2 separate regions of the Homo sapiens genome follow, and region 1 is linked to region 2. Evidence: chromatin loops called from intact Hi-C (ENCODE). Cell type or tissue: mammary epithelial cell. All regions are shown on one strand. Each heading gives the region's core, and the rest is flanking DNA. Links, peaks and the distances in the headings are about the cores only. Region 1 overlaps WDFY2 (WD repeat and FYVE domain containing 2). Region 2 overlaps DHRS12 (dehydrogenase/reductase 12).

What was found. A loop is a pair of places that touch in the nucleus more often than their neighbours do. Peaks named below come from ENCODE experiments on the same cell type or tissue, not always from the same donor. Only the 100,000 strongest peaks of a DNase experiment are listed, where the experiment ranks them.
Region 1: a loop joins it to region 2, with 7 times the contacts of the local background. A loop is called at or near these places in 73 of 110 quality-filtered maps.

Annotation. Positions count from the first base shown.
Region 1 is chr13:51,584,850-51,601,069 of GRCh38, forward strand. All of the region lies in intron 1 of WDFY2 (WD repeat and FYVE domain containing 2), which reads left to right. It also overlaps the pseudogene RNY1P6, the pseudogene RN7SL413P and the pseudogene ATP5PBP1. Among named protein-coding and RNA genes, the nearest start is that of WDFY2, 8.5 kb to the left of the region's middle. In mammary epithelial cell, for the core only: a CTCF peak has its summit at 6,442; a DNase peak (open chromatin) is centred at 6,302; H3K4me3 peaks cover 130 bases; H3K27ac peaks cover 2,333 bases.
Region 2 is chr13:51,785,972-51,802,191 of GRCh38, forward strand. DHRS12 (dehydrogenase/reductase 12) reads right to left here. Exons shown (of 9, transcript NM_001377533.1): 2 at 13,563-13,696; 3 at 5,194-5,286; 4 at 4,040-4,121. The coding sequence starts at 13,688. Among named protein-coding and RNA genes, the nearest start is that of DHRS12, 10 kb to the right of the region's middle. RefSeq lists enhancers at 7,817-8,176, 11,082-11,610, 11,681-11,760. In mammary epithelial cell, for the core only: a CTCF peak has its summit at 11,938 (motif pointing left); a DNase peak (open chromatin) is centred at 11,910.

The DNA.
Region 1 (16,220 bases), core at 3,727-8,726, 210 kb before region 2:
GAGGAGGGGCGGGACGGGCCGACGGCCCTCGAGCCCGCGTCAGGGGCTGTGCCTTCACGTCGGCGCGAGTGTAGACTTGCTCCCCCAAGTTTTATTGTAATGCGCATCCTGGTGGTGCCGGTGTTCAGCTGCGCGCCGCCTCCGCTGTGTGGCTCCGGGAAGCGGAGCCGGGACGGCGGCGAGCGCTCCGGCTTCACCCCGGGCTGGGTAGTGCCTGCGGGAGCCGGGTGGCCCTCGGGCTAACGGTGCGCTGGAGGGACTTTGGTCCATCCCTGAGGACAGGAGGGAAAGAGGGGAGGAGCCGCCCGGCTTTGCAGGTGTGTGCTTGGGGAACGATGCCCTGAGCCGCCTCTGCAAGATAACCAAGGGGTTTGGGGTACTCTCGTACAGCTCCCAGGGTTTCAAACGGAGAAAGCAAATGCCACTCCTTCTTCCCAGACATTCCTACTGAATCCAGATAACCCAGACATCTTAGGCTGAATTCAGTGAATATTCTAAGTTGTACCAAGAGTAAGTTTAGGCTTCTGCGTGGTGCCTTCTTTCCTTTCCCCTCCTTATCTCTTGGAGCTCGAGGAGAAGCGCGTAGAACTTGTAACGGATCACTGCTGCAAATAGCTCTTGAGTTCCTTCCCTTTGCCTGTTTCCTTTATTTTTGCTTAATTTTGCTTAATATGCAGAAGTGGAACTAGTTGTTCTGCCTTCAAATACTCTCTCTGTTTTGCGTTTTCGCTTTAACTGAATTTCCTTGAATATGCAGGAATAAAGCTGATGAAGCTAATTTCTAGAGTAATGTTGCTTGAAGATAGTATTATGATAATTTATCTGAAATTGTTTCTTTGGTAAAATCTATATAAGCATTCTTACAAAAGAACACTGTAGAGGTACATAACACGGGGATTTTACAGTAAGTAGGTTTTCTTAATATAAGTTCAAATCATGCAGAGGTAAAGTATCCTTTCTTGGTGACTCAAAATTGAGAGGCTGAGCAACAAAGTGCTCATTGCTGTCTTTATAGTCATTTCCGCACTTAGCATAGTGTGTGGCCTCAACAATTGAGCTCGATAGGTTTGTTCATGTCTTAGGTTCTTCAGTATAACTAGGATGAGTATATTAATGACATGTTCTTGTCTACATCATGCTCAATACAAATGGCGCCTGATTAATTTCCTGTGCAGATCCAATGGAAAACATTGTAAACATACACCAGTGGCAAGCATTCTGCAATGAACAGAAGAAATTCATGGCTGAAATGGAGTACATGGATGTAGGACCCTTTTGAAATTCACAGAGAAGCCTTATGAGAAAGTTTGATTTTTTCCATAAAGGCAAAATTTTATTAAAAAGACTGCTTCTGGACCTAGAAATTCTTTGGCACAGTATTGTTTTTATGGGATATATTCCATAAAATATATTGAAGGAATATATTGGTAGATGTCACTTTCCCAGTCTGTAACTACTGGAGATGGAACTGATCAATTTCTAACTGCTGTGGAAAATTCATAAGCAAATTCATGGAATCAAGAAAAGGAGAAGGGTAGTTAAACCTAAGCTGCTTTAATATTTTATTTATTTTTTTAAGACTAGTTAAGTACGGTAGTGAGAAGGGGAAGAGAGTAGAACAAGGAGTTCAATCTGTAACTGACTGTGAACAATTGAGATAATAAAACTACCTTCAGACCATCCTAAGCTCCTTTAATATTAAGGTGTTATTATAGTATTGAAACTTCTGATTCCCATTTCACCACATTTACCTTGAAGGAAACAGCTTTACTGGGGTATATTTTCAAGTGTTTGGAGACGCTGAAGTAGTGTATATTAATGAAACTGAAGAATAAATTTCATTTGATTATAGGATGAAAGAAATGCAATGTTCAGCTATGTCTTAGCCTAATTTTCACTTTCCTAGTGTACAATGTAAATAATAGAAATTATTTTGTCATGGAGTTACTGTTAAATAAGGTTCACCCATAAGTCTGGAATTATTATTAATATACTTTTTTTCAAGTTGACAAGTCTGTGCTTCTTTGGGTCATATACTCAAACATGAACATAACTTTGTTATTTAGAGCTCAGTTTTGGTTATGGTTTTCATTAAAATAATTGATCTATATTCTTGCTTTCCAAAATTCAATGTTAATGTCACTTGGTACAATGCTAAATATATGAAAATGTAATATTGATTTTCATCACAACCTACAAAGCCATTACCATTCACTGCTTTAGCTAGAAACTAGTAATCTTCATTCCTGAACTCTGAGGTTAAAGCCGCAAGTAATGTTCCATACCTGAATGGCAGTGTTCCATAAATTCTTAATGAAACCCTGGTTTATCTTTTTGACCTTTGACTTCTTCATTGCCTTTATGTGTGCCTTTGAAAACACTTAACATTTTCCATTTTAAACGGTGTTATACAGTATATACTTCATGTCCATTTTATTTTCTCTTCTGTGAGTTCCCTATGGAGCTTTGTGTGTCTTATTCATTGTATCATCATTAGGGCCTAACATGGTACCTGGCATGCAATACGTCCTCAATACACGTTTGTTGTATCAGTGACTGATCTGTTTTTTTGCTGTTCCTGAAAGCACAGCATCTTAACTACTGTAGACTTTTAGTTGATATTTGTTGAGTGAATTATATGATGACCTATGAAAGGCTTATGTGGACAAGTATACACTTGTAGGAAAAGTACTGGACTAGGTGGACTTTAAAGTACTTCAAAACTCTGAAAGTCCATGAATTGCTTCATTTATTCCGTCAACAAACATTTGAGTACTTACTGTGTTCCAGTCACATGCATACATGGTAATGATGAAAATGATAAGGTCCTTTCAAGATGCTCACAATTTAGTGCAGGAATTTTAGAAGAATATTGCTTAATAAAAACAAAACTACTACTTCCAAGATTTAGTATTGGAAAGAGAATTTCAGATGAAGAATGGCAGGATTCCACAATCTGTATTATCCCCTAAATTTTACCTCCCGTTGGAGGATTCTTTGACTCAAACTGCCCTCAATAATGGCCTGATAATACTCAAATCTTCAAGCCCAAGAGTGGATAAAAATTCTTGCCTTCAGGTTCCTTTTAGCAGAGTTCAAACAGCCTTGAACTTTACTCAGTATTAATGGAGGAAATATAAAGGAATAGAAGAAATGTAAAAACAATCTGATTTACAAATAAAGATTTCTGGTGCTACCATAATACAGAGCCTGTTTCAGGAACTCCCCACCCTTGTCTGATTCTGTCTTTGCTTTAGTTGTAGTTAGATTATATACCCAAAGGGCATACCAAACTTTGATATTTTGGATACCTCATTTCCCAGCTTCTTTTTGGACTGTCTTTTCTGAGTGAATGCCATTTTAGCATTCCCTGCCTAGGAGCTTCCTTTCAGACATCTCTGCTCTGTTTTGGTCAAGACTTATGTTTAGTCAGCAGCTTAGCAGGGGCTCCTTTGTTTAGTGGCAGCCTCTTCAAGTGATGAAAGCCAGGAGGGACCTCTCTCCAGGTGGGACCAGTCCCATGCAGACCTTTGTATCTTCATAAGTTCTTTATAAGCATATCAACACAAGTCAGTAATCTTAGCATTCATACAGAGACTTTCAGTAACTTGATAGTTTCGTTTAGGCAATTATAGGAAATCATTCCCTTCCTAGGAGTTAACAACAGGTACAAACATTGTCCTCTGGGGTTGCCAATGAACCTCCTGCTTGTGGTGGTTAGAGAAGACCAACAATCTCTTCTACAGATGGGTCTTGCAGGGTGAGTAGGAGTTCTTGTGAAAAAGCCTTTCCTGTAGAGGAAAGGGCATTTTAGATAGAGGAGGCAAGAAAACTCCCATTCATTAAGAAGCACTAGAATGTCCTGATTAAGGGTGGACAACGGAGCCAATTGGCTTGAGTTCAGAACTCAGCACTCAGTGTCCTCACATTTTGAGGAATCTGGAAATTAGTGTCTGCAGGAGGAGTGACTCTGATAGCAAAAATTACTGAACCCTTTGGTTGAAAGATTTCAGGGTTCTTTTTCTGGATAAAAAGGCCTGTGTTGGTGGTAAGGTGTAGAGAAGGAGGCTGTAGGAGAGATAACTATAGAGAAGAAAGTTACTGGGGAGGGCGATATGGGGAACTGCCTTTCTATATTCTGACTTTATTCAGGACCAATTTATACAACATAGGCCCTGCTGTGTTCTCTCTAAGTCCTGAGGGCAGAGCACAAGCAATTGTTAAGAGAGGGGTGAGATTTTTAATCCCAAAATAAGGAGATCTGATCCCCAATGCCTAGCACAAAGGAGATATGCATTATATGTTCCTTGAATGAATTAAGCAATGACTGGTGATCACCTTTTTGAATTGAAATGGACCTGAGGATTTTGTGAGTTTCTGTCAGCAAAGGTATTTAAGTTGAGCCTGAGAGAAGTTTAGCAGCTTGCTTTAGGCCAGGGTAATCAACAATACAATATGGGATGGGAGTGGGAAGGGGCTGGGATGAGGGGGTTGGATTTTTTTTCTGCTTCGAGGGCCTTTTTTTCCTGACTCTAAATTACTATGATTCGAAGTGGCCATGACTACTTGACTGTTTCCTGAAAAAAATATGTTAAAATTTTATTTCATCTTATGAATCCTCATAGTATTGGTTCATTTACCATTAATTCTTTTTATTATGAAATTACACTATCCCAGTTCTCTGCTTCAACCATTAGTTTGATAATTAGACCTTGGTGCAGTTCAGTTGAGCTCCTGATAGAGTTTTATGTACCATGTATTTTATAACATTTGCACAATTTTCTTAAGAAATGCAAATCAAAGTTTTATAGTGCCAAGCACAGTTCTGAAAGTTGAGGACTTTTCAGAGTGAGGGAGTGAGCGCTCTGAAGTCAGCAAAATTAGAACCCATCTAAACTAATTTTTCAGTGTGTGAAGTCTCTAATAGCATAAAATTAATACACTTTCCACTGCGCACTTGAGACTCATCACTTGGTGGTAATAATTGTGGATTTCAAGGTCCCAAAGAGGGAACTTGTCCTGTATGATTGTGGAAAATTAGACCTTTACTCCGAATTCAAAACATGAAGCACTCTTCATGCTAGCAAATCTTTCTGGGAACAGGCTGCCTCTGTGTTTCCAAAGGTCAGAAATAGACTGACTTTTTAAGGAAAGATCACTATGGGAAAGCTTATTTGAGGAGGCTTACTAGAGGAGGATTAGCTTCAAGTGATCCCAGAGCTCCTGACAGTTCTGAATTTCCTGTTTTTATATTATTAAACCAGAGTCTGTCCAGGACCTCACAGATCTTAATCAGTATATATTCATCCACATATTGCAATGCTATGGGAAAGTTAGGATGGCAATTCTGACACTCTTAAAATGAGTAATTTTTAAATCTTGAAATCCTGACCAGCTGTCTTACACCTCAAGTGCTGCTAAACTTACTTTGAAAAAGGAATATAGGTAAAAATCATAGGATTTAAGTAGCTAGAATAAACTTTAGAGAGATGGCCTTTTCCAAACAAACAAAACCAAAACTTTAGAAAAGGAAATGTGAGTTTTTACTTGCACAGCATCTTTCTCTGGCTGTCTGTTTTCACTTTGCATTTGGCTTTGAGAAAGCATGGAGAATCATCTTGATGTCATTAGAAATAACAGTGTGGGGAAAATTAAAACACTTTGTGGCATTTAGAAATCAATAAGTAGATTGTGATTTAAGACTACTGCAGGTGGTGATTTGTTGATATCTGTAACACTAAACTAAATTGTGTACAGTATATACTTAGAAGAGACTGACCACCATACCAAGCTTTTCTTCTCAACTATTGGCAGAATAGAAAGAATTTAAAAAGAGATCACACTCCTTTATTTTTATATGAGTAGGTCTCCCAAGGAGAGTGTTACAATTAACCTAGAAATTCCCTAACAGAGAAAAAAAAAACAAAAAAAACTCCCCTTGTGCAACTTCAGCAAGCAGTCTTCTCTTTAAAAAAATTTTTTGTATTTCGGGGCAGGGAGCCTCTTCATCCAAATATTTTATTTAGTCCTTAGTAAAAATTAATTCAGAAGTATGAGAAACTAACCAGTAAGACCAAAAAAGAAAAGGTCATCTCCTTGTCTCTTGGCAGGGAGTGCTACTTTATGGTCTCCTGTGCCTTTAATTTAAGGATTCTTGGAAAAGAACTGGGAGTCTGATCTCAGCTCTACTCTGCATTGACCTTGGCATTTCCTGGGGCATTTCATCACTCTAAGCTTCAGTTTGTCCATCTGGCAAAGGAGGGGGTTAGATTTCCTAGCTATGACTCTTGTACTGTGATGTGCTTCTGTAGTGACTAGATAAGTAGTCTCTGCAACCATATCATCCTAAAATCTCAAGTGGAGGAAAGCACGCATTAGGGAAAAAGCAGCATGCTTGTGTGAAACTGTCAGCACCTCATGTTGCAACTGTAAAACGATGCTTTCTAGAGCCTTTGGATGGCAGCGGTTATTTATTCCTGGATGAAATATTAAGAAGTATTTGTTTTGTGTTAGTGCCTAACACCCAGTTGAACTAGATTCACTACATTCCTACTTCTAGATGAGTCCTTTACTTTCAAACTCTGGGTGGTTTGCCAGCAACCAAGTCAGGGCCTGGGTTATCTAGATTAATGCTTTGGAAACTTTTTAGACCATAAATCATAGTAAAAAATATAGTTAGCATTGCTACGCAAGACTGACATACTCTCTCACACATAGACACACATATGACAGAAACAAAGGTTTTATGAAATGGTATCCTCTTAATGTGACATGCACACTATTTTCTGTTCTGTTGCAGCCCTTATAAGATCCTAGTTGTGACCGTTTCAATTAATTTCATGACCCACTAAAGGATTGTGAACAAGAGTTTGAAATATTACAGAGCTTTAGAAGAACTGGTAATGTTTTGTACCTTCTTTTTCTCCCGTTATGTAGTTTCAGTTTTCTAGAAGATGGAAATGTAATTCAACTTGGGGACCTAAACCCTGCCAGCCTACCCCACCCCTGGCCTGGCCTGCTTTTCTGAAATTCCCATTGACATTATAGAATTGACCCAGTCTGACTGGAAGCCTTCAAGTTAGGAGATAACTGTTCTAAAGCCTTTCAGCCCAGAGCCAGAGAGGGTTCAGAAAAAAAGTAGGAATGTTGGGGGGAGGGGGGAGGGATAGCATTAGGAGATATACCTAATGTTAAATGAAGAGTTAATGGGTGTAGCACACCAACATGGCACATGTATACATATGTAACAAACCTGCATGTTGGGCACATGTACCCTAAAACTTAAAGTGTAATAAAAAGAAAAAAAAAAAGAAAAAAATTAGGAATGTACCAAATTGAGCATTTGCTATTGTTTGAGTGGCTGCATTTTAACTTCCTGTCCTATGTTAATTTATTACTGAGTTAGGACTCAGAAATGATGCATCACATCTAAATTATGAATGTTGCCAGGTGGGGTGGCTCACGCCTGTAATCCCAGCACTTTGGGGGGTTGAGGCGGGTGGATCACCTGAGGTCAGGAGTTTGAGACCAGCCTGGCCAACATGTTGAAACCCTGTCTCTACTAAAAATACAAAAATTAGCTGGGTGTGTTGGTGGGCACCTGTAATCCCAGCTACCCGGGAGACTAAGGCAGGAGAATCGCTTGAACCCAGGAGGCGGAAGTTGCAGTGAGCCGAGATTGTACCACTGCACTCCAGCCTGGGCAACAGAGCGAGACTCCATCTCAAAAAAAAAAAAGACAAAAATAAATAAAATAAAATTAAAATAAATAAGTAATGAATGTCAGTTGTTGACCTCTCTGTGTGACTATGCTTTTCTTTTAGCTGGGCAGATTTACTTATAACACAGAGCTATTTAGAGATTTTATGTATTTTCCATTGGTTATTAAATTATTATCTCTTTTCCGATTTCTAAGGATCAACTTAAATTTTAAATAATCATCATAATAATCGCTCTGGAGTATGTTTACATTTTAAATAAAGATAATATAGGCCAGGCGTGGTGATTCACACCTATAATCTCAGCACTTTGGGAGGCTGAGGTGGGAGGACTAGCTTGAGGCCAGGAGTTCAAGACCAGCTGAGCAAGATAGCAAGATCCTGTCTCTACAGCGAATAAATAAATAAAAGATAATAACCACAATAAAGAATTACTGCTCATAGATCCCTTAGCACAGTGACTGTTAGTATTTCATATATTTCCTTCTAGTAGTTTCTCTAATGCAGTTTTCAAAAATATGATTGTAATCATACACTTTTATGTTCTTGCCCTCACTTAAACTTTTGCCAGCACCTACCTAGATTTTAACCATCATTTTAAGTGGCCTTATATTTTTGCTTTCCTTCTGTATTCACTCATATTTATTTAATGATTATACTGTATATACTTGGCCTCTGATCTCCCATCATGAACAAGGCATATCCTACTCTCAGGGTACTGGTGATCTAGTCAGTACATCATAATTTATCTTCTCCCTATTGTTTATTTACATTATTTTCAGTTTTATAAATGTTATGATGAACATTTATAAATTGTTATACATATAGGTGTCCCCTTCTATCCCCCACCCTGAGTTTTTTGATTATTTCTTTAGGAAAGATTGTAAGAAGATTGCCATATTATTTTCCAAAAGGTTTATGCCACTTTAAAATGCTTATAGTTATGTATGCATATGAGAATGTTAGTTTTGCCATACCTGACCAGCCATGGATATTATTATTTTAAAATTCTTTTTCATAATTTGCTTGATAAATGGTGGTACTTTATTGATGTTTAATTTGTATGTTTTTGGCTGACTGGTGAATATTTTTCTGTTCGTTTATTTCTAGTTATTTTTCCTTTTGTGAATTGTCTGTTTCTGTCCTTTGTCCATTTCTCCATTGAAGTCTCTTGGTTCTTCTTAACAATTTCTTTTACATATATTCTATAGATATATTAAGAATATTAACCCCAGGCCTGTTATATATCCAGATATATCTTACATTTTGTTGTTTGCCTTTTCATTTTTTGTATAGAAAACATTTACTTTTAAGTTTAGCTGTCAAAATTTATTTTAAAAATTTTAAAATGAGAGACAGGGTCTCACCACGTTGTTCTGGCTGCAGTGCAGTGGCCATTCAGAGGCACATTCCCACTACTGATCAGCAAGGGAGTTTTGACATGCTCTGTTTCCGACTTGGGCCAGTTTACCCCTTCTTAGGCAACCTGGTGGTCCCCAGCTCACATGAGGTCACTATATTGGTGTCTAACTTAGTGTGGACACCTAATTAGCATAGCACACTATAGCCCAGAACTTCTGGGCTCAAGTGAACCTCCTGCCTCAGGTTACTGAATAACTGGGACTACAGGTGTGTGCCACCACACACCTTTTTTTAATAATTGAAATTTCTTCCATCACTCCTAATTTTTGAAAGTAACGCTTTTCCTAGGGAGCCACTGATACTCATTTTTCTTTCATCTTAGTTATATAATTTGATGAAAAAATAACTTTTTGATTGGTTTGAAGTGTATTTCATTAGGTGGCATAATTTGGGAAGTATAAATGGATTTTCCTAAAACTTGCTGTTAATTATTTCTACATTACTTATTGAGTGGTCCTTATATTTTCTTTTGTATTTATTTGTGAAACGACTTTTATCACAAATTTCAGTTCTCATAATCAGCAGGGCCTGCTGTGGCCTCTGTTGTGTCTTAGGGAATCTCTTTGCCTCTTTTAGCACCAGTTCTACACTTTTAATTATTGTAGCTAATGAGTTTTTCTTGATTGCTTGCCACTATGTGTCTGCAATGATAGCCCTAATCTCTCTGTCCAGGTCATCTGGCTAATGGGAAAGGAATCAGATATTGGCTCTTTCCAAAGCCTTAGGATTTTACAGTCTCAGTTTCCGTGTCTGCAAATTGGGAGTAATGACTCGTCCTAGTGTTGTTGGGAGGTTTACATGAGATGATCTTCCTGCAGCACCTGCAGCACCTGCAGCACTTGGAGCATAGTTGGTGCTCAGTGAAAGTTTGTTTTATTTTTTGTTTATAACACCAGCACACCTCTAAGCAGGTAAGCTTTTTCTGTTGCCATGGTTCCATTAAGACTATTTTAAGACTCACTTTGGATGTACAGAGTTTGGTCTGTTGAACTTTTTTTTGTTTTTGTAGAGTTCTGAGCCCCTTTTTTCTTCTCTATTATAGAAGGGCGAGGTTAACTCTGTCATCTTTATACCACCACTTTCCAAATTTGCCCTGTGACAGCCAGTGGTAAGGAGAGGTGTGTAGTGGGTGGGTGCTGTGTTCTCCTTTGCAGGCTTCTATCTCTCTCTTCATTTGCTATCTTGCCCTGAAATGGTATGTCCCTTGTCCCCACTGGTCTCCTGGACAGCAGGGGCTGTGTCTTCCATGGCTTCCATAAGGAATACACTTAGGGAAGGATAAAAGTTTAACTAAATTGTTCTTAACCGGAAGCTTAGGCATTATAAACTGGCAACTAGCAGACTGAAGTCCACCGTTGGACAGATTTTGAGTGGTCCACACACAGTGTTTTTAGAAGTTTTGAATTTGTCGGCAAGGTTTAAACATATGGACTTCACATAAACACCCAGATTGCCAGCTTCTCTTGACACATGGGAAGACGGAGCTGTGCCAAGCCATGAAATTATCGCCTGCAGACCCCTTGCTCCTGCTCTGCCTGTTGGGGCTAAGGTCCTCTGAGCTGGCCATGAGAGGTGAAGATATGCTGCCATGGCTGCCTGCTGGTGGGAAAGCAGCACACGAGACCCAGAAAGCCTTCCTCTAAAATCTGAAATGCTTCCCCTTTTTTGGACTAAGTAGTTAGAGCTTTGATATTTAGAAGAAGAAAAAGAAAAAAGAAATCAAAAGATAGCCAGAAAGCTCATGTTTCTAAAAACTTAGATGTGGGCCAAGGGAGGAAGCATATAGGTAAAAAATCAAGACACCTTTTATAACAGATGCTGATGTACCCAGTAAATATATAAATAAAGGTGGGTATTGGTAAATTAAGGACGGCATTTACCCTTCCTGATTCCCTCTCTGGAGGCATTTTTTTGGGGGCCAGGGACTGGAGTCAGAGAAGCCTGGATTTGACTCTTTGCTCTGCCACTTCATATTTAAATACATTTAAATTCTAGTTTTAGAAAAGCTTAGATTACATTGTTGCTTTTTATTTTGTGCATCTGGATTAATATTCCTGGAGTCAGTTTACATGCCTTGCTGTTAGAATCTCAGTAACCTGTTTTAGTGTTCGTTGGGGGAGAAGGAGTGTTGGAATGGCTAATTCATTTCATTATATTTCGATTTGGGGGATATTTTTGAATTTATATTTGAATAATTAATTCTCTTTACATGTCAGAGCTTAGATTGTTAAACAGTTTTGAAAGATGAGTAATTTTTATCTAGAAAATAAAATTAAATTAAGGAGGTTAATCTGCATGCATAGTTAGCTGAATTGGCATGCTGTTTGAATGGATTAAATTGGTTTGGAGTTTGGTTGCAGTGTGACTTTTCTGACTTATTTTTCTTATTGAGCTTCCATTTGGGAAATTTCTGTCACATCAGATATGCAAAATATAAATCTTTGAGTTCGATGTGGATAGGATAGGGCAAAGTTTGAGAAAGTAAAGTTCACCGAATCCTAAAAGGTTCTGTCAACCTTAAATAATGAGATTCAGAAAATATGATTTAAATACAGTTTGAGTGCAAAGCTTGAGGATGATCACCTGGAAACACTGACTCCAAGTGAATGGGCTCAGTGTTCCAAAGTGAAGTTAAGGTTTCACTTACATGGGTAGAGACAGAGAAGTTCCAGCAAGATTGCATTGTTCATATAAGACCAGAACATACACCACAACGATTTGATTGGTTACAGATTGCTACATTCCAGGGAAGATTCCTTACTCCATGAGAAGGGACAAGGATCTGAGGGGGTCTTATCTCTGGTGCTGCTTGGCCTTTTAATTATTTACAGGAAAAAAGGCAGAAGTTGCAGCTGTACACCACGTGACTTGGGCTGTGTAGCCATATTCCTCTCAAGGCTCAGAATAAGTTAAAATTCCAATAGCTTTAAGTTGGAATTATTTTAAGTTTGAACAATTTAATTTCACAGTTCAGTGTAGTATACGGAGAAGAAGCGGTCCAGAAAAGTTCTCTTGAGGCTCTGGGGGCATGTGTGGGCTTGTCTACAGGTAGATTATATTTCTCCAGTGTGTGGTCCTCCTCCCACCTCACTTTAATTTTTTGTTTTCTTTTTAAAAATGTTCTACTTTACTCTTTAATAATTTCTCATTATTGAATTAGTGGAAGTATAGATCATTGTCAGAATTGAACCCAGAAGAACTGTATACTATATACCAAGTTGTTGCTTTATTGATAAGTGAACAAACGGTTGAGTTCTTGAGATTACTGTGTTGAGATTTCCAGTGCTCATAGGCACTTTTCTAAGGGTCTTTGGCTATAATTGAAGTTCTTATATTTTGGTCATAAGAACTTCATTGATGTCCTTACCATTATATAATTACTGGGAAACTACATTCTTAAGCCTGAAGGACTGAACTTGAACTTGAAAACTTTTGAAGCAATGAACTGTTTTCACATTGCACAAGTAAGTTTGTCCTTTGAGGGATGCTGCTATAGTCACTATTTTCAGGACCCGACATTGCTTATTTCTGCTTTTTCAAAACTTTTGCTTAAAAAGTTTATCTGTCTGTTGCTTTTGTTGCCTAGTAGTTCATGCTTATGTATGTGGAAAAGTGAGGTTAATGATGGCAAAAAATCCTGGATGGATTTGCAGAGAGAATGGGATCAAAATGGCAGAAACATTTAGTTACTTGAAATGGAGTTTAGCTAGGAGATTGCAACAATTTGAAATAAAATAATCATAGTACAAAAGAAGTAAGGTTTTAAAAATGTTACTTATTTGGTAGTTTGTTTCCCTTGAAGAAATTCTGAATATTTGAATGAAAAACAGCAGGTAGAAATAGATACTAGCATTTACATTTACAAAATAATCAACCTTGGTGGTTTTTAGTTGATGGTACATGTATATGCAAAATTCAGAAGGCTATGATGAGTGAAGTCTCCCTCCCACTCATGGGTTTTAAGATTTTGTGAAAGGAAAACTGATAGGATTTCCACAAGGTCTAATATATATGCCCTGATATGGATCTCAGTGGGCATTTCTGCTTCAGCTGTGTTAAACTTTTCCCTTATAAAACTGCTTTGGCAGGGGCAGGTGTGGTGGCTCACGCCTGTAATCCCAGCACTTTGGGAGGCTGAGGTGGGCAGATCACCTGAGTTCAGGAGTTCGAGACCAGCCCGGCCAACATGGTGAAACCCTGTCTCTACTAAAAATACAAAAATTAGCTGGGTGTAGTGGCGGGCACCTGTAATCCCAGCTACTCGGGGGCTGGGGCAGGAGAGTTGCTTGAACCCAGGAGGTGGAGGTTGCAGTGAGCCGAGATTGCGCCACTGCACTCAAGCCTGGACAACAGAGCGAGACTCTGTCTCAAAAAAAGATAAAAATACAAATAAATAAAACTGCTTTGGGAGGTCAGGGTCACAGGGATGCTAAGATTGCTGCCTTGTTACTTTTCTGCTTACGCCACAGTGGACCCCTCTCTGAAAAACACAGCCCTCCTAGGTGCAGGGGGCATGCAACAAGGATCTTTCACACAGGGCAGCCAAGTCTTACCCCTCTACCTTCTCTTCCTGAATATGGAGAAAAGTTCTTGGCCTGATCCCTAAGGAATTCCTCATTTCTTTATCCTAAAATCACTGTAATAGGACTATGTGTACTCGGAAATGGGTTTATCTTGTATTCTCTATCCAAAGAAATATATATGGTTATGCCGGAGAATTTTGCTACTATATCAATGGTAGGGTTACTTGTCTATGTAAATAAAAATATTCTCCTCTATTGGAGAATTTGCTGATGAACTCAATGAACAAAAAATTGTCCAATTAGAAGAGGTGAAGCAGGCTTTCCCCAGACAAATTCAGCACGAGATTGATTTGGAGAAGTCACAGCAGGCACTGGTCCACAAGTGCCATTTACTTTTTTTTTTTTTTTTTTTTTTGAGACAGAGTCTCGCTCTGTCACCAGGCTAGAGTACAGTGGTATAATCTCGTCTCACTGCAACCTCCGCCTTCCAGGTTCAAGCGATTCTCCTGCCTCAGCCTCCTGAGTAGCTAGCACTGCAGGCATGCGCTACCATGCCCAGCTAATTTTTGTATTTTTAGTAGAGGTGGGGTTTCACCACGTTGGCCAGGATGGTCTTGATCTCTTGACCTCATGATCTGCCCACCTCTGCCTCCCAAAATGCTGGGATTATAGGCATGAGCCACTGCTCCCGGCCTTAGAAGTGCCATTTACTTTTTTGACACCCAGAGGGATAACATTGCTTTGGCCTTGGAGGCTACTTACTGAGAATAGCTGCATAAAGTATAGAAGGCTATAAAGAATTGCCTGGACTATCATATCTCTGTGCAGACTATTATGGGAGAAGCACAAGGTGCAGAGAATCTCTGCACAGCAAGAAAAGGAGACATTTGTGAAGCGCATGGCACAGTAAAGCTGCTCACAAAGAAGGCTCAAGCACAGCCAGCTCTATTAATGTATCTATCCCAGTTGAGACAGCTGGAAACAGTTGACTGACTAAATGGAAACTAATCTATGTAACAACATGTTTTTGTATTGCTGTCTGCTGAAGTTACTGTATATGTTTCCTAAAAATGAAAAGTTTGAGTTTCATGTAGTGAGAGAACTAAGTCCATTGGCCAGTCAGATGTTTCTCACCCTTCTTACTCTGGACTTTGAGTTGTTCCAGGATCACTTTTGAATAAGGAGCTTACTTTTGTTAAAACTTGCTGCCTTACTAAAGATTATAAGTTATAGTTTAAATTTGTAATTAATTCTGCCATCTTGCAATAAAGTGACAATTGAAACAAGGTTTTCCAAGTTGCATAATTTTATGAAGTACTATTCAACTTTTGTCATGTGGGTGAAAGTTAAAGATGCCATTGAACTACAAAACAAACAAACAAACAAAAAAAAAAACAAAACAAAAAAACCAAAAAACCAAAACTGCTCTGGGGCTTGCAGTGCTTGCATGTGGCCACTGTGACACAAAAACCTTCTTCCTTCCTCCTTCTCCCCTACTTCTCCCTCCCTCATCTCCAGATAGCTGCATTCCCTTAGCACACTCTTCATGTATTTATTAAAGCACTGCCTCACATTGAAATTATTTCTCTTCTGCCCTGTGGTCCTTATCATTGTATCTCTCAAGACCTCTAGATCAGGGCTGAGAACACAGTAAGTAAAATTGAAACAATATAGGTTTGTGTTGTGTATTAGGTCACACTGAGGGAGAGAGTTACTTTGAAAATCAGTTGTGTCCTAATGATATATAATGATGGAGTCCCTTAGGTTTCTTTGATACAGAAACCAGCTCTGGCATTTCCTGGTAGGAGACTCAAGTATCTTGCAGAATCCAAGGGATGCATTTGGGTCTTGGGAATAGAACTGAAGACTGGAGCACATGGACAACCAGGAAGTCTCTTCTCCCTACTGCTCATCGGTTTCTGTGTATCTGCCTCATTCTTTCTTGCTCACACTGGCTTCCTCTGTTTCTTTCTTAGTCCACATGGCATAACATGGCTGCCGGCTGCTCCTGAATTTTACATTACAGTCTAGATAAGCAGGGAGAGATTGATCTCAGACTCCCAGAATTGCGGAATTCCTTGGGAAGGAACCTAGTGGTCTGGCTAGGGTCAGCTGTTCACTCTGGAATTATGGCCAGAAGTAGAGTCATGTTGCAGGGATATGGCAATCCCCACTGCAGTCTGTGGATGGGGAGAGGAGGGAAGGGAGGAGGGGCATGTCTCAGAAAGAGAAGAAAGATAAGCAATCCAGTAGGTGCCCACTACTGGACCCTATGGGCATGAGATGAGCCCATGCCCTTTTCGTTGGTCATTGCTTTAGTAGTAGCGGAATAATGAACACTCACAGACTCTTGTGTTTCTCCTGACCTTCATTGCTATTTTCCGTGAAGTCTGCTCATATAGCAGGTGACATGTTCAGATGGCCATTTTCTCATTGCTTTATTTGCTGATTTGACATGTGGACTCTTTTCCTGTAGTGAATATAAGATGAAGAATGGGTAGGTATTTCAATATGAATGTTCTGAGCAAAAGCCATTGTTATGGGACAAATTTTAGCA
Region 2 (16,220 bases), core at 9,750-14,749:
GCCTGCAGCACAGGGACTGTGCTCAGTATGTGCTATTGTTATGAAAGCATCTCTGGACCTGGGGTCCCTGTGTCGAACAGCAGCTCTCACTAGTTACTGGGATGTGCCCGAGGAGGGTGCCACGTAACAGAATGTCAAGCGACAACACTCTGTCTCACGACGTACATCCTTCCAAAGTGACCTAAGGTGAACTTCCTCGCCTCCTGCCAAAGAGCTAAGGCACCACTGCCTGTTTATCACAGTCAATTAATTGGTGACGCAGCTGTCCTGGTGGAGATAGAATCAGTGTCCTCGTCTTGTGTCCTGTGGTGAGAGAGGCTAAGATGCGGGTGAGAGTTTTAATCTGCTAACGCTAGGCTGTGGCAGGCTGCCAGCAGGGCACTTAGCTCAGCCTCCCCGCCCTCCCTCTCCCATCTGTCTTCACTCCTCATGGACTCTTAATGCCACTGAATGCTAACAGGCAAAACGTATGTGACTGGAGGAGACCTGAAACAAAGGGGTGAGAACAGCCACCCAACAGAAGCTGTCTCCTGCAATCTCTTCCCCTCCATGGCTCAACTGTGCATCAACTGACCCAGGGCAGCTCGCTTTTGTCCCTCAGTAGGATATGAAAATCTCTCCAGGCCCCACCCGCCCCCGCAAAAGGCTAAGAATTATTCTTTCCAAACTATCTAATTCATACACTGTGATGTCTCAACAAAGCCGTGTGTAGGCATGGGTGCTGAAGGCATTTTGCATTTAACTATTCTACCAGCTTCAAAACCCTTAGGATCCAGTGATAAATCCTGCGAATGCTGAGGTTTACGCTCTCCTCAGAGTATCAGGAACCTACTGGTGTTTGGCTGGAGATTGCAAATGTTTCTGACAGCTCATGTGAATCTTAGAAAATAGAAAACAACCTATCCCACATTACATAATCAGGCCAGGAAAACATGTTTCATATTAGAAAGGCAGCCAGCAATTTTCCAGGACTCGGACAGGGGTCCAGGTTTTTTGTCTGGCCTGGTCCTGCTGAAGAATGACAGCACTTTAACCTCTCTGTATCTCCTTCTCTCTCAAGCAAAGACCCATGGAGCTGCCCCTCTGTGCTGGCATGCCTCTTTGTGTATTGTACTACTTCCTTCACTTGAGAGAGGATGAATAAATATCAAAGCCCGAGAATTATTACGCTTCTCAGAGAGGTTGGAATAATCAGTAAGATGTTTCTAACACAAACAGGAAATGAAAAGGAAGAGATAGCAAGGTCTTTAGAAGCAGGCTGGATCCTTACAAAGGTGCAACTTAACCAGCTAAATAATCAAATAGACAGCCCCTTTAGAGTCTATCAAGCCTGTCCACATTCCCAAGCAAGGCCAAGGTCCCCAGATTACCCTCCTTTTCATCTTCCAAAACCTTTAAGCTTCTCTGAGAGGTGCCCCCAAACCCCAGCCCAGCCTTCCCTGGCATAGCTGGTCACCCCCTCCCAGTACTTCTTAGCACTTATTTAGGATAACACGGTGATGGGGTGAGGGAGGACATGCTGGGATGGGTGGAACTGTGCACTGGTAATGAGCGTGGGTCGTGGAGGAAGTCAGACCGAGGTTCACATTCTGGCTCCTTCACTTGACCTTGGGCAAGTGAAACAATCTCTCTCAACCTCAGTTTCCTCATCTGTGATGTAGGACTACCTCCATTATAGCACTAAATTAAATATAAGTATATATATTATATTAAAAAGTATAAATATATATAAATATATAATTTATATAAAACATATATACATATAATTATATTATATATTTTTATATATAATTATATAAATTATATATAATTTATAATATATTAATATATATTTATATATAATTTATATATTATAAATTATATAAACATATAATATATAATTATATATAATATATAAATATATAATTATATATAATATATAAATATATATAAAAATATATAATTATATATAATATATACTTATATATATAATTATATATAATATACATATATATGCAACTCTCACTCGTGGCCCGGCCGCAGCGAACACTTAGCAGAATTTTGTCAGATGGTGGGTGGATGGGTGAGCAAGAGCTGGCTTCATCCTGTGAGGTCACACAAAGCCCAGTACTTGGAAGGACCCTGCACCTGGTTTAATGCTCTGTGGTCGCTGCATTGAAATCCTTAATAATTTTTTAACATGGAGCCTCGCATTTCCATTTGGTGCTGGACTCTGCAAATTATGTAACCAGTCCTGCGGAACAGTGCCTCGGGGCCAGCTGCGGCACTCTGGGAGTCTCAGCTGTCCCATCGAGTTATGAGCCAAACTCTAGCATGACCCCACATTTTGGTACTTTTGGTCATTTCAGCAAAGATAACATATTTGGAACAAAGTCAGTGATGAAAATATTTTGTACTAAACCTGTGCCATTTCATACAAGCTTCCAGGTATATTTGTTTTGAAAAATGCAACCTCATCACTGGGGAGAAGGCATCTTCCCACTCCTAGCCTTTCTTTCCTTGAGAAGAGAGTGCAATTAGGGTGAGTTCTTTCTCCCTTGGACCTTCTTCCATCTGCCAGGGAGATGGAGCACGTTTCCACAGTAAATTTAGCCTGGGCGCAGTGACTCACACCTGTAATCCCAATACTTTGGGAGGCTGAGGCAGGAGGATTGCTAGAGGCCAAGAGTTTGAGACTAGCCTGGGCAACATAGTGAGACCCCCACCTCAACAACAACAAAAAATTTTTAATTAAAAAAAATTAGTCAGGCATGGTGGTACATGCCGTAGTCCTAGCTACTTGGGAGCGTGAGGTGAAAGGATTGCTTGAGCCCAGGAGTTTGAGGCTGCAGTGAGCCATGATCACGTCACTGCACTCTAGCCAGGGCAACAGAACAAGATCCTGTCTCAAAAAAAAAAATAGTAAATTTAGTAAATTTGGGGACAATCAGCGGGGCTTGCTCAGTTCTGCTCCTCCCCTTCTCCTCTTTCTGGGGAAGAAGAGAAGGGGAGTCCCCGGTGACCAGGTAGGTGAATGCTTCTAATTCTTGGGTTCCATATGAGGAAACCCATTTGGCTCTTGCACTGAGCCATGCCCTTCAACCAGCCTTATCAGTAACAACAGTGATATGTTGGCTTCCAACTGTTATTCCATCGGCTTACTCAATTTGTTCAGTTCTTGGTTGGGAATAGGGTTGCTATATATTGGACACCCTCAATGACTCCAACAACCACCAAAACCCCTGCCATCCATCTTGTGACCTAGAACAATACTTAATTAAAACACCCCCCTCACTACAAGGAAGTAGGATAGGTCCTGGGAAGAGTGTTGGATTCACTGCATCTCAAAGTTGAAAGGCCCCTTGGATTGAGAAGGAGAAACTCCAAGGAGACTAAAAGCATAGTACATTAGCTCTCAATCTTTAGTGTGCACCAGAATCATCCAGAAGGCCTGTCAAACTGGATTTAACTCTTGGCCTCATTCCAGAGTTTCAGATTCTGTAGATCTGGGTGGGGAATCTAAGAATGTGCATGTCTATCAAGTTCCCAGGTGATGCTGAGGCTGCTGGTCTGGGAACCCCACTTGGAGAGCCACTGGCCTGATATAAAATGACTTCACTCTGCTATTACAGAGTAGCAACCAGAGCCCAGGTATCTGTGCTCTAGCCAATGCGCTTCTTGGTCCATCTTCTTGCCCACTGGTTGCACCTTCCTCAGCCCTGGCTGGAAGTTCCTTTGGTTGCAGTTTTTAGACTTGCACTCAACACTTAAGCTGAACTTGCTCTCCTCTTCAAAACAATGTCTATAAACAGCCTAGCGCTTCCTAGGAAAAAAAACACTTCAATACTAAGTATTTCTGGCACCAACACCTATTATAAGAAACATGAAAAGAGAAAGTGTTTTATGAAGAAAAATAAGTACAATTCAGAATAAACTTAAAGCAAACGTCATCAGGCCCAGGACCAAGAACCAAAAAAGTTGGTCAATTTTTTTTTACCCTTCTATGGTACATTCTATGTTTATTTTGCTAAAAACAAATAAGAAAACTTCTTGTACTTACCCAGAGTATTGGCAGCAAAGTTTTTTTCAAGTCCATCTTCTGTGAGCTCTCTTTTATTGACCATGCAACCTGCATTATTGATCTAAAATTTATAGTTCTCATTTCAAAATAAAGAAAAATAGGGCCAAAAGACCTATTTCCATCCCCACACCTCCACTACCCCACCCCCAGCTCTTTTTCAACTTTCAAGTGACAATGACAATTTGCTCAACTGATTCTTTACTCCAAACCCTTTGCAGGAAAATACCACTTGTGCAGAGGATTCAGCCACAGAACTGTGCAAAGATCGCCAAGTGAGACAGCTTGGCCAGGCAACCTAATTCATGAGAGAGTGCTCTGGAAATTCATCTAGTCCAGAACGGTCCAATAGAAATATCTAATCTTAAGATTTCTAGTAGCCACATTAAAAAGGTAGTAAGAAACTGGTAAAATTAATTTAATAATATATTTAACCAAATATATCCAAAATAGCATCATTTTAACATGTAATCAATATAGAATATTAATGAGATGGCATAGATAATTTTTTTCAGGCCTTGAAACCTGCTAATTTATACACTTACACCACATCTCAGTTTGGACTAGCTACATTTCAAATGCTTCACAGCCACACTGGACAGCACAATTCCAGACTCTGGAACAACGTTTCAGAGCACATCAGAAACTCTTCGGATAGAAAAGCAACTTAGCTCCAAGTAGAGTATCTGGGAAGAGCACACTGGGACTCTTTCTATCTGAGTCTACCCAGGCTCTCCATGGAGTTTTGTGCTAATTATGTTACTAAAAGATTTGCCTGTCTGCAGGAGGTATTCTTTTGGACAAAAAGAGCTTCTAATTTCAACACACCAATCCCCAAATCTACAGAATTGAGAAAAATTTATATACAAATCATCATTTTATAAAACATGGAACATATCTATCCTCCCACAACACCTACCCAGTGGATGGCCCCTTCCTTTCCCCACTAATCTAACCACATGCGTCTCCTCTTAAATCCAATGAGTAAACTTGATTCCATGAACAGGCCCAAGCATAAGAGAGTCTTACTAAGATTCTTCCATAAAGACAGGCAAACATACATATCCGTCCACATCCACAGACGGAAACAATGGGCCAACATGAATTTATTCTCCACTTATGTTTACAAAGCTCACCAGAACATGGAGTTTATGTTCCTGCTTGAAATTTTCAACAAATTTCCAGATTTGCTTGGGATCAGACAAGTCCACAATGTGCAGAAAAATGTTCTAAATTAGAAAGCAAAAAAAAAAAAAACCCTTTTTAAAAAGATATAAACTAGCACTTTTAATTTTAAAAAAGTATACGGTTTTTAAAAAGCAAATACTTTGAAATGATATAAAACGGAAAATACCAGTCCCACTCCTCAAAAATAAACCATTGTTCAGTTTTTTGTGAATCATCCAGAAATATTTTAAGCATATACTATATATACAATACATATATTTTAAGATATATATTTTATATATACATACACCACACAAATAGGATCAGACTATGCATTGTTCTACATCCGTGTTTTTCACTTAACAATATGTCTTTTAGTTTTTGGTGGTAAAAACAGTTTTTACTTTTTTATTTTATTGTGATAAGGATACTTAATATGAGATCTACCCTCTTAACAAAATTTCCAGCATGCTGACTAGGTACAATGTTGTACAGTGCACCTCTAGAGTTTATTCACCTTGCCTAACTGAAACTTTGTGCCCTTTGATAGTAACTCCACATTTCTCCTTTCCCCCAGCCCCTGACAACCACCATTCCACTCTTTGGTTCTATGAATTCTGAGTACTATGGCTACCTCACATAAGTGAAATCGAATAGTCTTTGTCTTTCTGTGCCTGGCTTATTGAACTTGGGTTAGCTCCTCCAGGTTCATCCATGTCGTTGCAGGATTTCTTTCCTTTTAAGGCTGAATGATATTCCAATGTGTGTAGGTATGTACCACATTTTCTTTGTCCATTCTTCTGTCGATGGACATTTAAGTTGTTTCCACATCTTGGCTATTGTGAATAATGCTGCAATGGACGTGAAGGTGCTAATGGCTCTTCAGGATCCTGATTTCAATTCCCTTGGATAAGTACCCAGAAGTGCAATTGCTGGGTCAGATGGTAGCTCTATTTTGAATTTTTTGAGGAACCTCCATACTGTTTTCCATAGAGGCTGCACCATTTTGCATTTCCACAAATGGTGTGCAAGGGTTCCAATTTCTCCATAACCTAACAAACATTTTTTGTTTTTTGTTTTTTTAGCAATAGCATCCTGAGAGGTGTGAGGTGATATTTCACTCTAGTTTTGATTTGCATTTCCCTGACGACTACTGACATTGAAAGTATTTTTTCATATATGTGTTGGCCATTTGTTTTTTGTTTGTTTTTTCTTGAGAAAAAGAGTGCCACTGCACTCTGTCGCCCAGGCTAGAGTGCAGTGGCATGATTTTGGCTCACTGCAACCTCCGCCTCCCAGGTTCAAGTGATTCTCCTGCCTCAGCCTCCCAAGTAGCTGGGACTAGAGGTGCATGCCACCATGCTCAGCTAATTTTTATATTTTTAGGAGAGACGGTGTTTCATCATGTTGGCCAGGCTGGTCTTGAACTCCTGACCTCAAGTGATCTGTCTGCCTTGGCCTCCCAAAGTTCTGGGATTACGGGCATGAGCCACCGTGCCCAGCTTGTGTTGGCCATTTGTGTATCTTCTTTGGAGAAATGTCTATTCAAGTCTTTAGACCATTTTCAAATCCGGTTATAAGTTACGTCGTTGTTTGTTTGTTTTGCTATTGAGTTGTAGGACTTACAAGAGGTCTTGGAGATGATTTTGTTACATATGAATCCACCCTATTCGTTTTAATGACTACATAATTTACCTTTGCATGGATATGTCAGGGTTTCCTGCTGCTGATCTTTTTTTTTTTTTGGTCAAAAGTTTGCTCTTCAGACAGTATCTCAGGCACATCATAAATAAGATGACAACTTCTGCTGTGACCCTTAGTCCTTGCTCATGACACTTTTCAATCTCTGCCTTGTATCATGGTTATCACTGGACACAGCCACCTCCCCAGCAGGCTTAGAACTCCATGAGTAAGGGACCCTGTCTAATGTGCCGTTTCTCCTTATGGTATTACACACAGTCATAGGCATGGTAGTCGACTAATGGATCTTGGCTGTTTAAACCTTTTTCTCTGTACCCAGTACCTAAGTCCAAACTTGCATTCTTAGCATCCAATGAATGCAACGGCATCCTCTCTGAGCATCAGTGGACATACGTGACTTATCACTAACCCAAGGCAGAGGGCACCTAAGTATTGAACCTACAGACGAGGATCTGAGCAAGAGCCACAACTCCTTTGACAAAGCAGAGAAGTTCCGTGCCCTGCCTGAGTTTCCCCATTAATCAAGCTATAAAACTCAAAGCTGTAGTCGAATTTATTTCTACTCATCTTAAAACATATTGTTTTCTCACCTGAGACAAATGAGACAAAGCAACTCCACATTTTCATGACTCAGAAAGTCTAGTCAGGTTGAACACCATATTCAGCTTAAGCCTGGCCCAACTGAATATTCCTCTGCCTTCAAAGGATAGGAAAAATGTTGTCTGTACAGAGCTATTCTCTTTTAAAATGTCTGTGAAGGCCCTCACCCAGCCAGAGCGAACAAGGCTGCTGAGTCATATCTGAGTCAGCCAGGAGCCTGTACCAATGACTGCAAACTGAGTCTAGACACCTAATCCTTCCATTTTGAGGCCTTGTCTGCCACCACCCTAAAACTCCCTCCTACCAGAAAGCGCTGTGTAACATGTATACAAAATCCAGGTTAAAACAGCAACAAAACTCAAGTGAACTAAAAGCAATTCTGCTTTAAACGTTCCACAAGTTATCTGAGCTTCCTGGAAGCGCCTGAGATGTCTCAGAGTGAAAAGGAGGCAATAGCAGGGAAGAGAGAATCACTGTCCTAGACAAATCAGCCACGGAGCTGGTGACATGAAGCACCAAGAAAAGAGGAAGGAAATCATCTGTGTCCCTCTGAGGCAAAACAGGAGGCCACAAAGCACCCAGAAGGAGAGGCTGGCAGTCTGCTGTGGCCAGGAGAAGGAACTGGAAACAGGTGCATGTGTGTAAAAGTCCCAATCTGCGGAGCCACACAATGAGAAGGCTCACCTTAGGAGCCACTGGGCCCCACTGTGATACAAGCATGGTTACTGAAATTGAACAAAACAAAACTCAACTGGGACCCTTTCTGCAGACAAGCCACCATCTATAGCGGCTGTGTGACCCAGGAGTCATGAGGTGACATCATGGGGACTGATCCCCCCATCAGAGCAGTTCCCACAATGAGCACGGTAAACAGTGCATGGAGGTGTTTTGTTAAGTAGAAATCATTCTGGAGAAATGAGGCGGTATTTCATAAAACCACTGAGGTCTTGGGAAGCTAAATCAACCATTCTCAAGAAGCTAGAAATCCACATTGGCCTGGAAGAGCTGGAGAGTCGAAACCCGTTTTTTATCATGGTGTGTGATGTTGGTGGAGTCAATCACCCATAAGACATAAGTGCTTTCACAGAACCTTCCAGCCACATCAGGAGGCCTGCAGGACTGAAAAATGTTGCCCAGGCACCTGTCCCTCTGTGATCTTTCCCTCTAAAACCCATAACTCCAGTGTAATCATCAGAAAGACATCAGACAAATCCCAACTGTGAAAGCCTATCTCAAAAATAGCCTATCTCAAAAATCCCGAGAGCCTATCTCAAAAAATAATACATAAAATAGAAGTTTTTTTTTTTTTTAATGTTACCCATGGAGATAACTGCTAGACGAAAGTCTGGAGCCAGGTACTAAGGTGGGGCTGAACTGCAACCAGAAGCCTGGGGAAAAAGGTACACCCTGTTTCTCCCCTAGGCCCTTTGGGAGCATCGTGTCCAGTGGACTGGTGAGCCAGCAGTCTGCTCTACAGTAACCAGTACTCCTTTCCCCAAGCTTAAGCCACACATAACCTCTCTGAAAGATCACCTCAGCATGATATTCACCTCTCTATATGGCCAAACACCTGATCTTACCAAGCCAGCGTGTACAAGCAGCTGAGATCCCCACGTGACCTTGAGCCTTACCTGGTGCCTGTGCTCCCTGGCTCAGCTGGCCTGCCGCACACCTCACCCAGACCCTCCTGCCCAAGGGACCTTCTTTCTTTGATGTTCACCCAACCATGCACGCAGGACCAGCTGCTCCACTGCCCTCACAGCTCTACCACACATCTTTTCTGCTACTGGGGGCTTGCAGGCTTCCACCTCCCACTGAGCAGGGCCTAAGCACTGATTAAACAGAACACACTTGAAGCAGAGAATGTAAGGTTGGGAGTGGTAATAATATTAGTATAAACAATAATGATAATACCAACAATAATAATAGTAGCTACTTCTATTGATTGAGAGCTGTTTGTTCTTAGGATACCCTGAGCTTCCCATCTTGTAGCCCTTATCATGTTATTTCAGTAACATCTAACAGACACCTCTTTCAACAGAGGGAACTGAACGCAGGGATTGATTTCCCAGGTGATTAAGGAAGGTGAGAACTCAACCAGGATTGGTGAAGTAACCCAGAGATTAGTAACAACAGGAAACTACCACCAGCCCTAGGCTCAAGGAACAAAGGGAGAATGCAGTGTGGCCTGAGCCCAGGAACCAGAAGGAAGAACCAGAGAGGAGATTCGCCATCACCAGGGAAGCCAATATCTCAATTCCCCCCTTCCTTTCACCTAGCAATCTTCCTCTAGTAACTGCCATTGGCCAAACCCAGCCAAAAGCTGTCTGGTTGTAGGAGCTGAAGAAACACATACCTTGGGGTTCATACTATTTGTCCCCCAACCCACCCCCACTATGATACAGAGCATGGCGGCCAGGCCCAGGGCAGGCACACACACTTCAAGGAAACTGTTAATCACTTGTATCCTGCACAAGACTGTCTGGGGCTGTGTCTGTCCCAATCACTGTGTCTCCAGCTGTTTGGCATACGGTTCACCCTTAAATACATGTTAAAAAACTAATAAAGTCAAGTTACCCCTATTTTTTAATGAGGAAATGAATGTTCAGGGAAGCTAAGAACTTTGCCCAAGCTCACAGGCCAGAAAGTGCAAAACCAGGACTCGTATCAGAGCCCAACTCCCTCCTTCATACCACGCTTTTGTGTGTGGGCTGCCTACCAAAGGTAGACCAGATGAAGCTGTGGAGTGGGGCCTCTTCATAAGCAGGGAGGGACAGCTGATCCCTGGCAGAGCCTGGAGGAGACACTGAGTCAGGGAAACCACAGACACTGGCATAAGCAGACAGGTACCCTCATCCTGGACGCTCCACCTCTGAGTGCTGGAGGCCACTTATAAACCCGAGAGAGCAGTGAATGTCCTGTGTGTGCATTCAAATCCCGTCAAGTGTATCTGTATGGAGGTGAGGGGGGCAGTAGGCAAGGGCTTGCTTTCTCCCCAGTGCAGGAACATGCTTGCTCCCCTTTTCAGCTCTCTACCCCTCCTAAACATGGTGGAATTAGATATAAGCCAAACAGATCCATATTATCATCATTTTTCATTTAAATATACTTTTTAAAGCCTGTGGCCCACACCACAGCAGGCTGGAATCCAGGCAAACCTCCTCCTGTCCGTGGCCTGAGATTAGTATTCTTGTTGCATCCTGCAGCAGCACCACCGAAAGTTATCAGCAGGCAGACAGCCAGCTTTCAATCTCGAGAACTGCAGCCCGCAGATCGCAGCGGCACTTGCAGACATTAGAGGAAGATTTAGAGACCCTCACACTTGCCGCCAGCACTAAGCCTCTGTAAGGCACCTGATGGCATGAGACTGGGGATTTCCATGAGAAAGGGAAAGGAACAGACACTTGGTGTGAAAATGTTATTTCAAAGTTGATGCAAAATATTCCATCCTAGAGAGGGGCATTCTTCTCTTTGACCAGGGTCCATGCCTGAGGGTGGGTACTGTCTGTCCCTCCCCAGCTTCCCTCCTACAGGCCCTCCAATTGTGGGGTCTCCTAGAGAAGAGGTAGGAATGGAATGAGGATGTTCTTTAGTGACAGTGAGCGAGCAGCCATGACTGAGGGTCCTTTTGGGGGTCAGGGTTTTCCATTCAGGGCAGCCTTATGGCTACACGATGGATCATGGGAATATGATCTATACAGCTGCACACGCCCTGCGACTGGAAAGGCCTCAAGCTTGGTTTAATGTCCTGCCTTTGTTGTGTAGAAATTCTAAATAACTTTTACACAAGGGTCTTGCATTTTCATTTTGCACCGAGCCCCACTAATTATGTAGCCAATCCTGGTTCCAGCTCTTTCAGAACAGAAAGACCACAAAATGTGAGGCAGCTCTGAAGGCTCGTGTCAGAAAGTAGCTCTCATCAAGACCCAAATGCTGCCGGTGTTTCTCTTTATTAGAGCACATCGGGTCAATGCATGGCTCCGTGGCACCCGGGTGACCCTTGCTGTGTGTTGCTGATGTGGGCTCCCTCTGAGGTGAGGAGACTGGAAGTATCACTGTCCAGTGTAATGGGCCTCTGCCTGCTGGCCTCTGCTGGTTTCACAGGCAGCTCAGGACCATGCGGTCAAGCCTCAGTGCCCCCACTTATCCCCTTGTCAAACCTAGCCATTCAAAAGCAGGGCCCAGCTCCCTGCTGGCCGAGGCTGCTTCCAAAGCAGAAGCACAAACACAGGCCCTCTTCAACCCAGGGAAAGCGGGTAGGAGTCCAGCCTCCTCACAGCTGACCATGGAGGCAAGGAAACCCAGCAGGAGGGGTGAGGAGCTGCTCACCTGGTTACCGCTCTCCCGGATGATCTCACCCCTGGCATCTTCTGCTGGGGCTTGATCTCGACAAACCAGGTGAACTGTGCCACCTGGTGGAATTCAATGAAACCATCTGTGAGTTACAGCGAGAGCTACAGAAACCAGCTCTTCCTAATGAAAAATGAAGACATATGGGCTCACAGTTGACACTCTTCTGTTAAGCCTAGATGGGTGGTTCCCAGAGTTAAGAGCAGCAAGGGCGATGGTGAGGGAGGTGCTGGAACCTTATTGCCTACCTGTGCTGACAGTGCGTCTGGAATAACATCCTGATTTTTTGAGGGCCTGAACACATCAAGGATAAGAAACATTGATCTGGGTCACATATGCCTCCCTAGCATCTAGCATAGTAGCTGACCCAGATGTGTTAAACCTGGCTGCACTTTAGACTCATGTAGGGAGCTTTTAAAGATCTAGGCGATAGGCCCAGGACTGGGTATGTTTTACAAGCTCCCCTGGTGATGTAATGTTCAGCCAAAGTAGACAGCCACTTGCCTAGCATGTAGTAGAGACTCAAGTATTGACTGAATGTTGAGTCCATCAGCAGCCCTCATATTATCCCAGCAAATGCCACACCATCATCAATCAAGGTCAATTTAAAGCAGAATGCCTTCGCCGTGGCAGCTAAGAACGAATCGTTATGGAGTCTGCTTTCTTTACTAAAAATCACCCACTTGATTAAATGGGGTGTTTCATGGGAGGCTACAGGCTAACCACAACACTAGCCCCTCTTCTCTCCTCCTCTCCGCACTTCAGAGTGCTTCCCAGCTGCTAAGATGCAATTAATCCTCTCCCTGACTTGGCAGATAATTAAATAAAGCTTCAAATGATATAATAGTCCCCTGAAAAATGCCTAACTTGGATTTAGAGAGAGGAAAAAAGAAAACATCTTCAGCATCTTAAAAAGTGATAAATTCACAACCTAGTTCCCCACCTTCTGCTGGAACATCCATTTTTCCTGAAGAGGCTCTGGAGAGATGCAGCAAACTTTTCTAGCCACTGCAGAGCCATTTGGTGACCCAGGATCGTTGAGCTCATGCAGGAAATTCTGGCATTTACCATGAGGAAGACTTCTGCTGACTGAAGACTTTACAGTGCACCTGAAGCACCTCTTTATAGTCAAGCTTAGGGGAGGGAAGCGGGAGGCTGCTCTAGCCCTGGAGGCTGGACCCCAGCAAGGAGGAAGTTTAGTTCAATGCACTCCTCTCTCCAGGTATTTTGGGGGCCTTGGTTCATAACTACCATCCACATCCAAATTGCAGTGGACTTTGAGGCTCCCCCTCCCCTTGTCTCTCACCCCAGGAGAGTCTCATTGAGAAGACATGAGTTAGAGACCAGGTGTTCATGTTTTTGTTTTTGTTTTTTTAATTAAATTCCACTGGGGATTCTGATGTCCAGGGTTTGCTTGAGCCCCTCGCTGTTCTTAATCAGAAAACACTGGGACACGTGGGCAGGACCCCAAGCTCGCCTGAGAATTAATTAAGTGTTGAGGAAAGGGCTCCTGTTGCTCTAGCCACCTGGAGCTCAAAACTCAGAAAGCTGGCAGCTGTGCCCAGAACCATGGGATCGCCGTCCAGGACTTCCTGGCCTGCCTGTGACACAGGGTGCCCTCCTCAGTGTGGACCGGCCGCAGTCTGGCCGTGGGGCTCAGTGGACACACGTGTTAGCAGCTGCTTACCTCGCTTGGCGATTTCAAGGGCAGTTGCTTTGCCAATGCCGCTGTTTCCTCCAGTGACCAAAAAGACTCTTCCAGGAATCTGGACCTCCAAGTCATGAGGGACAAAGTCTTTACATGCAGATTCATAGCCACTCCTAGAAAGAGGAGACCCACAGGAAGACCAGCTGTAAGGAGTGGGGAACACAAACCCCTGCAGGAGAAAGCCTAATTCTAGGATGGGCATTATTGCTGTCTCCGCCTCTCCCAACACATCACGAAACTCCTTTCTCCCTTGCCCTCCCTGCTCTCACAAACACCACTATCTCGGGGCCTGCATTTCCTGGACCATGATCTTTCCAAACTTTTGAAAATATTGGAGATTCCAACATTTTGGCATCCAAATTGTCTTCCTCTGACTGCCCCGATCCTGGGGAGTGGCAAAAAGAAAAAAAATCCCTTGACAGATGAATTGCTCTTTTCCCTTTTGTGGGGGGCAGGTTTCAGGAAGCTTAGGAGACCATTTGCATTGTGCTTATTGCATTGCAGGACAGATATCCTTGCCTACTTGGAGAAACGGGGGAGATTTGCAAGTAGGGAATAAAGGAGGAGGATGGTAGAGTTATTTAAGCTCTGCACCCATCAGAGGAAGCCAAGGCTCCTTCAGGGACACAAGGTGTGCACTGCACAGCTCTAGGGAGTGCCATTCGGATCAGAATGATGGGATATTTGTATCTGCATTATGATAATGTTCTGGCAGGTGGCAGAAAAGCATATTGCAGAAGAGGTATTTTTTCTGATTTGCACAAAGGCATCATATTGGATAGATGCAATTGTGAGTTCTTTAACTGTTTCTTTTTCCCATTCCTTTTGCGATACCTCTCTACCTTTACTCTTCTAGTATTTCCTGGCTATGAAATTGGCTAAGGGCAGTGGTGGCAGAATGGTGGGGTTGGCAGGTGGAGGCCCAGAGGGCAGACTCTGCCCACGCACAGGCAGGCTGGGGTCTCAGAGCTTACATCTCTCACCTACGGAGCCGAGAGATTTCTCCTGGGCAATGCAGGATGGGACTCTGATCTCAAGGCTCCACAGATGCTGAGAGCCCTCCCACAGGACCTGTTTACAAAAGGGTAGCCAACAGCTGGCCTCCTGCCCCATGCCCTGGTACAGCACAACTGCCAGTTACATGCTCTGGAACTCGGGGAAGTGGCCAAAGGATGTTTATGAGCTTGGGTTTGGTTTGAAAGTCATTGCCACGGGGCAGGCATTGCCACTTGTTTCAGTCAAGCCAGATGTTCTTAAGAGAACAAGAAAAATGTTCCTGTTTTCACCATCTGTAACTCACCAGAACATGCAGGGCAGCTTAGAGAACACCCTACCCATTGCTTCTGCTGTGAGTGGCAAGCAAGACTTCTTATTCCAAAGCCTTCCCAAAAAGGTTGACTTGAAACTTAAAAATATCAGTAACAAGGGCTTGAACAACCTGGGTTTAAGTCACAGCTCAGCCTCTTACTAGCTGTGCCATCTTGTGTGTTGATTTAACCTTTCTGAGCTCTTATCTCCTCATCTGCAGAAAGGGAATAATAAGAGATACCTCTTGGGCAGCCTAAATGAGATGCCGCATCTAAGGCACTTATGACAGCACTTGGAACATATTAGGAGCTCAATAATTAGCAGCTGACATTATTATTTTTTGAGACAGAGTCCCACCCTGTCGCCCAGGATGGAGTGCAGTGGCGCGATCTCGGCTCACTGCAACCTCCGCCTCCCGGGTTCAAGTGATTCTCCTGTCTCAGCCTCCTGAGTAGCTGGGGTTATAAGCGCCCGTCACCACACCCGGCTAATTTTTGTATTTTTTAGTAGAGATGGGTTTTCACCATGTTGGCCATGCTGGTCTCGAACACCTGACCTCAGGTGATCCACCCACCTTGGCTTCCCAAAATGCTGGGATTACAGGCATAAGCCACCGCACCCAGGTGACATTATTATTATCACTATTAATAATGACAGTACCGTCCATGTTCACACTTGAGCTCATTTGGCCCCCAAGCCTTCAAATCAGTAGGGACTTTGAGAGCATTTTAAACTACAAAGAGGAAACTGGAAGATTTTTTTCCCCCTAAACACAGACGTGAGCCCTGGAATCTCTGTGAAAGGCTTTTCCGGTAGAGGCAAGGGCCTGAGTCAATGAATAGGGGCTTAGCTAGGAGGAGGCATTGTGGGGAATGAGTGAGAACTTCCCAAATACAATAGAGCCAGAAAAAAAGCAGTCCACAGGGAACAGGCCTGAAGAGCCCTTCTCCAGGGGCAGGAAGCTGACAGGCTTTTCTCTGTGATACCCAGTCAGAGGGGACATTAGCCTCTGGGCTCCACACTGATCCGTATTAGAGACGAATGTTTGCTGAGGCTGGCTCCTCTGGGTTGAACCTCTTCCTCAAACTCCAGACTGGGAGTGCTGCCAAGCGGGCAGTACCAGCCTGGCCTGCAGGACATGTCCCCGCCCTCTGTCCTCTGCCTTGGATCTTGCCTTCCATACAAGAATTCCATCCTGGTCCGATCTGTTGTTAATAAGACTTGTCTTTTATGTACTCTGCCCCTTATTGGGGAAGCATTTTATTTTCACTCTAGAAATCAGTCTCTAGATATCAGTCTCTATTTTTCACACACACACACACACACACA